Regions from separate parts of the Homo sapiens genome. Here region 2 is linked to region 1. Evidence: chromatin contacts called from ENCODE Hi-C data. All regions are on one chromosome and are shown on one strand. Each heading gives the region's core, a stretch centred on a gene start or an enhancer-like site at or near the end of the contact. The rest is flanking DNA. Distances are from core to core; before and after follow the strand shown.

Region 1 (2,766 bases), core at 37-2,536:
AGCCTCAGCTCTTTGTAATTGTGTGCTCAAGTCTTTTTTTCTTTTCTTTTTTTTTTTTTTTAAATCAATGAGCCAACTTCTAATTCTGACCCCTCCTCTTATGAGGCCATGTTTTGACTCCCAGGCTTCAAACTGCTAACAGAATATTTAGCATATCTACATTTTGGATTTTTTTTCTCTTTTAAGTGATTTAAGGGTATTGCATAGGAAACTTAATCCAGGTTGCCTTTCCAAACTTCTTTTAACTTAGTTTATTAAGACAAGATAGCATAGTGGTTAGGAGTATAAGGATCTTGGATTAGAGTTCTGGTTCTACCAGTGATTAGCTGTATGACCTGTCAAGTTATTTATGCTCTCTTAAGATTCAATTTCTTCATCTGTGAAACAGGGATTCTTGGGAAGATTCAAGTAATGATGCATATAAAATGCTTAGTGTTCAGAACAGAGTAAGCAGTCAATAAATGTTAGCCATTATTATTATGATTACTCTGCTTTTCATTCAGTTTTGTCATATCAGAACTATTATTATTTCTCTTTCACTTTAAGCACTCTGAGACATTCTGTTTGAACTACTTTTTGGTGCTTTATATGTATTTTCCTCCATCAGACTACACATTTCTTTCTGTATTTTCTCTTAGATTTATCTTATTACTTGTATATTTTATTCTAAGCAATATTCCTTCTCAGGATTCTTGGATATGACTTAATCTACTTTTCATCTTTTTCTGCAATGTACATTATAATGTTGAGAACCCAGAATATACCTCAGGGAGGTCTACCAGATATGTAGGAAATATGGTACTTTATCATTCCAGTCCTGTGATAGTTGATTACATATGTCTTAGTCACACCCTCAAGATTCCATTGCATCTTTCCATTAGTGTTTTGCTGCACTGTGGGCATCAAGCCTGTGTCAAATGTATTTAACATCAATCTGTCCTCATAAGCATTGAGTAACTTCTGAAGAGAGGCAGGTTTCATTTTCTCTAAGGGAAACTATACGCAGAGAAATTTACATTCAGACAAAAATACTTTGGACTTCAATACTGTGGTTTTGGTGGCACATTGCAGTGGAAACCACCATTGAAAGAACACCTTAGAGCTTATTTTTATTGTGAGTTGGTGGGCAAGTCCCTTTCCATCGAGATTTCTTGGCTGAGTCCCCGTGATAGGTAAAGGCTTATTTCTTTTTTCAAAGTTACTGAACCTTTCTAATTTGCTAGGCACTGTGGTAGGTAGTATAAGATGTGAGGATATAGTTATTTTTCATTATTGATACGTCATGGAAAGTCTACTTCTTGACCTGTGATTAGAGAATGGTTTATCTAGGTTTTGCAATTGTAATAGGTTGGTGTTCTAGAGCACTGCTATTATAGACAACATTCAGGTCCATATTGATAACACTTTCTCATGACTAAGTAGTATTGGTTTCATGGGAATTTTTCCTTCTTGATTTTTTTTGGGGGATTTTCTGATGTTACTTCCCTTTTTTCTAGTTGAAGAACCCCTTTAAAAAGCCCCAGGCACTTTCTCATAAACAAAATCTTATTAGCAGCTCAATGAATTGGCTGCCTTAAATTAGGATTCTAGTTTTTAACTAGCCTTAGGGTTTGCCCTGAATTCTGTTATGGAATTTATCTGATTTACCTAAATCAAGGGCTTTGTTATAAACTTTTCTTTTGTCACCATTCACTTAAAACTTTAATACTTCTGTTAACCTATTTCAAATTGGGCCATGGGATCTGAGTTAGGGGTCTAAAGTTAAAATTGATCAAGAGCCAATCAGAACATTTTAAATATGCCATCTTAAAAGACACTGTAATAAAGATTACCCTTTTCTTTCATAATTTTGTGTGTCTTATATTCCAAACACATTGACTGAACTTAAAGAGATAAACAAAGCACTGTCCTTCCTGCCAAGACCAGTGTTTAGAGGGTGTGGACAGGCAAGTACAGAGGTAACATATTATGTAATACCTGCTAAAATAAAGATACTATGTAATGAAGGAAATGGCTTATTTAAATACATGGGCTATCTTGGAAGATGTCAGAGGAGGTGACATTTGTGTGGATCTTAAAGCAGAGAAGAGGACGTGAGATGCTCCAGAAAGAATGAAATGCGTGGGCAATTCTGAGGCGTGAAATAACAGCATTTTAGGGAATGAGTGATTTTTTTTTTTTATGGTTTCAGAGGTTAGGTTGAACAGAGAGGTAGGTATGAGAGAGAGAAAGAGTAGAAAGGGGGATAAGGCTAGAAAATGTAGTCATGATCAGAATGAAAAGGGCTTTGGAAAAGTTTGCACTTTATCTGGCAAGTATTAGAGGAGGCATTGAAGGACTAGAAGACTGGAGGTTGAAGAGACTAGAAAGAGACTGGGAGAAAGGCAGGAGGGAAAAGGAGATTTACTCACCTGAATCTGTGGTTCCCAGTTCTTGCTGTACTTTGGAATTATCCTTGGTGTTTGTAAATAATACAGATGTTCAAGCTCCACTCCTGGAGATTTCTATTTTGGGGTAGAAATGGAGCCTTCTGATTTTTAAATAAACTCCATAGATGATACTGATCAACAGCCCAGTTGAGAAATGTCTATGTTATAGCCATGGCAGAACACAGAAAGTTTTTTTTACCTCAGTTGGATTCATTGATGTGCAGAAAGAAGATGCAAGAATTAAGTCAGAAGGTGCTAGTGTTCAATTGGTTCACTGAATCAGGAACTACCAAGGCAAATTTTGAGATCAAATTTGGAGCCCAGAGAGGCTGGCTGG
Region 2 (3,018 bases), core at 492-2,991, 500 kb before region 1:
AGGGCAGGGGTGCGGCTAAACATTCTTCAATGCACAGGACAGCCCCCACAACAAAGAGAACCATCCAGTCCAAAATGTCAATGGTGCTGAGGTTGAGAACCCTGACCTAAACCAGTCCTGGTGGTCTCATTCCCTAGCTGTTAGTGGTTTAGATCCCATGATGTTAAGTAATTCTGACCAATGAGACGTGAGCAGAAATTGACAAGAGGAGTATGGCAGAGAATGTTAATTTCTCCCTACATTCACTTTACCTTTCTTTTCAGCAGAAGTTACATTCAGTGTTAGCTAGGCGCATGCCCAATTACAGACTATAATTCCCAGCCTCCATCGTTGCAAGGTGTGGCCAAGTTTTGGCTAATGGGATGTGAGAAAAAAATAATGAGTCTAATTTCTAGACCATGTTTTTAAGAAGGAGAATGCTTGTTCTTTACTTTCTCTCTTAATCCCTTTCTGCACACTGGGTGGTACTGCTAATCCAGCTTCAAGCAAGCACATGACTCCAGAGAATGGCAGAGCAAGACAGAAAGACTTACATACATTGGGACTGATACATGAAAAGAAAATAAATTGCTTTCTTCTTTGAACCATCGTATTTTTTAGTTTTTTTGTTTTAGCAGTTTAAGCTGTATGTATATGAGGTACTCCTGGGGAAGGTTTTTTCCTCTGTGATCACACACACACATACACACACACACACACACACACACACGGAGGGAATATTCATCTAAAGGATGTTGTAGGATTTGTGTGAGATGGCTGGAACCATGGCTGCTATCTTGTGACCATGAGGGGAGGTACCTGGTGGTTCAAAACTGCCCTGCTAAGTGAGAACGGAATAGGAAGGTTGTAAACAGCCCAAATCTTTCTTAACCTTGTTAAGCCATTGAGTTGACGAACTTTGCATCTGTCCTGTCTCAGGACTTCTTGTTAAGCAAGATGGTATATTTTTCATATCGTTTAAATATTTGGCCTTTAAATTTTCAGTAATAGTCCTTACAGTGATGGCTTTCAGACAGAAAATTAAAAATTTTAAAAAGTGCTATCCTAACTGATTCTCTCAATGTATTCAAGTGTAAAGAAATTACATGTCTAACCTCTCATGGAATTAGAGGGAAAAAATTTCATGTTATTTTAAGTATGTTCAGTTCTTTTATTAACTCATATTGGTTTCCCCCCTACTCCTTACCCTTGCAACCAAGATAATTTGCATCTAAGAGGTTTTATTCTGTTTCCACTGATATGTTTAGAAATTACTATATCTGAGGTGGGTATATTGGGAAAACATACACTACCACTCCTTTGCAGAAATGAGGGCTTATTGCAGCAGCTACTCGCCCTTGCAATGCTTCCTGCTTGGAAACTCGAAGGACTACATTGAGCAGGTGGAATAAAGTTGAATCGAAGGTTCAACTTACAAGCAGTCAGGAGGAGGTCTGCCCTGAAGCACTGTGCAGACTGGGACCTGCAGCAGGGCTGGGAGGGGGAGTGTCGAGGAAATGCCTTTTGCATGTCAATGGAGCCCCGTTGCTGTTCTGTGCTGCACAGCCACATGAGGTCATCCCAGATTAGAGGGTGCCCATGTCCAGGATCTTAAACCAATTACTTCCATCTCCATTGCTTCCTCTAAAGCCTCACTCTTAGTTCTACACAGTAATACTGCCTGGAAACTCCCCAAGGCCACCAAGCTCATACTAACAGGTTTGTGATGTGGGCAAACTCCTTACATGATCTCAAAATGAAAGAAGAGGCTGTTCACTGGAGGCAATAGCAAATCCCCTTTGTTCCTCTCTTGGCAGATGAGGGCCTTCGCTCTCTCCCTAAGGGTTCCGCCTGTCACCATCTGTGCACCCACTGTGGAAGGGCCAGCGCTAAGGTGAATTTCCATTTACTTCCTGCCAGCAGATGGCTCCTCCTTTTGGTCTCATCTTGAATTGTTTGCCAGACCAGCCAATTAGTCTCCTCACCCTTCCTGAAGCGTCCCAGGGAAGCAATATCATCACCAGCAGCCTATCATTATACCACGTCTTCTAAGCACCGTGATTCTAAATGCCTGCCGTGGAACAGAAGCTCATTCGCACATGGCTCTTTAACCCTTCCTTGAAAGACCTCAATTCAACATTCTCTCTCTCGCTCACACACACACACACACACACACAAATGCACACTCACACACAGTACCTACAACCTGATCCAAGATAGGAAACAAAATGACAGTATGCGGCATTCAATAATAAATTTAAAAATAAGACATAATTTCAGACAGAATGCAGAAGGAAAAACACAGTAACTATATTTTCTGATCCCCACTGAGGACACAATAAAAACTTTTTTTTAGGCCAGGCACGGTGGCTCACGTGTGTAACCCCAGCACTGTGGGAGGCCGAGGCGGGCGGATCACGAGGTCAGGAGGTTGAGACCATCCTGACTAACATGGTGAAACCCTGTCTCTACTAAAAATACAAAAATTAGCCTGACGTAGTGGCGTGTGCCTGTAATCCCAGCTACTTGGGAGGCTGAGGCAGGAGAATCTCTTGAACCAGGGAGTTAGAGGTTGAAATGAGCCGAGATCGCACCACTGCACTCCAGCCTGGCGACAGAGCAAGACTCCATCACAAAAAAAATAATGATACAAAAAAATTAATTAAATAAATAAAAATTAAAAATAAAAAAAAGTGGAGGGTTTTTTTTTTTTTTTTTTTTTGACAGAGTCTTGCTCTGTCGCCAGGCTGGAGTGCAGTGGCGCAATCTCGGCTCACTGCAACCTCCAACTCTCTGGTTCAAGAGATTCTCCTGCCTCAGCCTCCCGAGTAGCTGGGATTACAGGCACACACTACCACGTCCTGCTAATTTTTGTATTTTTAGTAGAGTCGGGTTTTACCATGTTGGCCAGGCTGGTCTTGATCTCCTGACCTCGTGATCCTCCCACCTCAGCCTCCTAAAGTTCTGGGATTACGGGAATGAGCCACTGCATCCGGCCAAAACTTTTTTTTTTTTTACCTTGTGGATTTGTTCATATGA

The links. Hi-C counts contacts between places; a loop is a spot of excess contacts on that map. Pooled maps may share reads with other maps.
Region 2: a loop to region 1 is called in a pooled map, with 2.0 times the contacts of the local background. The contact joins two enhancer-like sites. A Hi-C loop is called at or near these places in 2 of 37 single-sample maps with no recorded cell type and 7 of 50 pooled maps.

The regions. Positions count from the first base shown.
Region 1 is chr12:96,570,270-96,573,035 of GRCh38, forward strand. All of the region lies in intron 19 of CFAP54 (cilia and flagella associated protein 54), which reads left to right. Among named protein-coding and RNA genes, the nearest start is that of CFAP54, 82 kb to the left of the region's middle. Within about 2 kb of position 1,287, at least 2 of the 41 ENCODE cell types and tissues checked have a DNase peak (open chromatin) inside an H3K27ac peak, as active enhancers do.
Region 2 is chr12:96,069,255-96,072,272 of GRCh38, forward strand. No RefSeq gene overlaps it. Among named protein-coding and RNA genes, the nearest start is that of TRD-GTC2-8, 35 kb to the left of the region's middle. RefSeq lists an enhancer at 2,003-2,503. Within about 2 kb of position 1,742, at least 2 of the 41 ENCODE cell types and tissues checked have a DNase peak (open chromatin) inside an H3K27ac peak, as active enhancers do.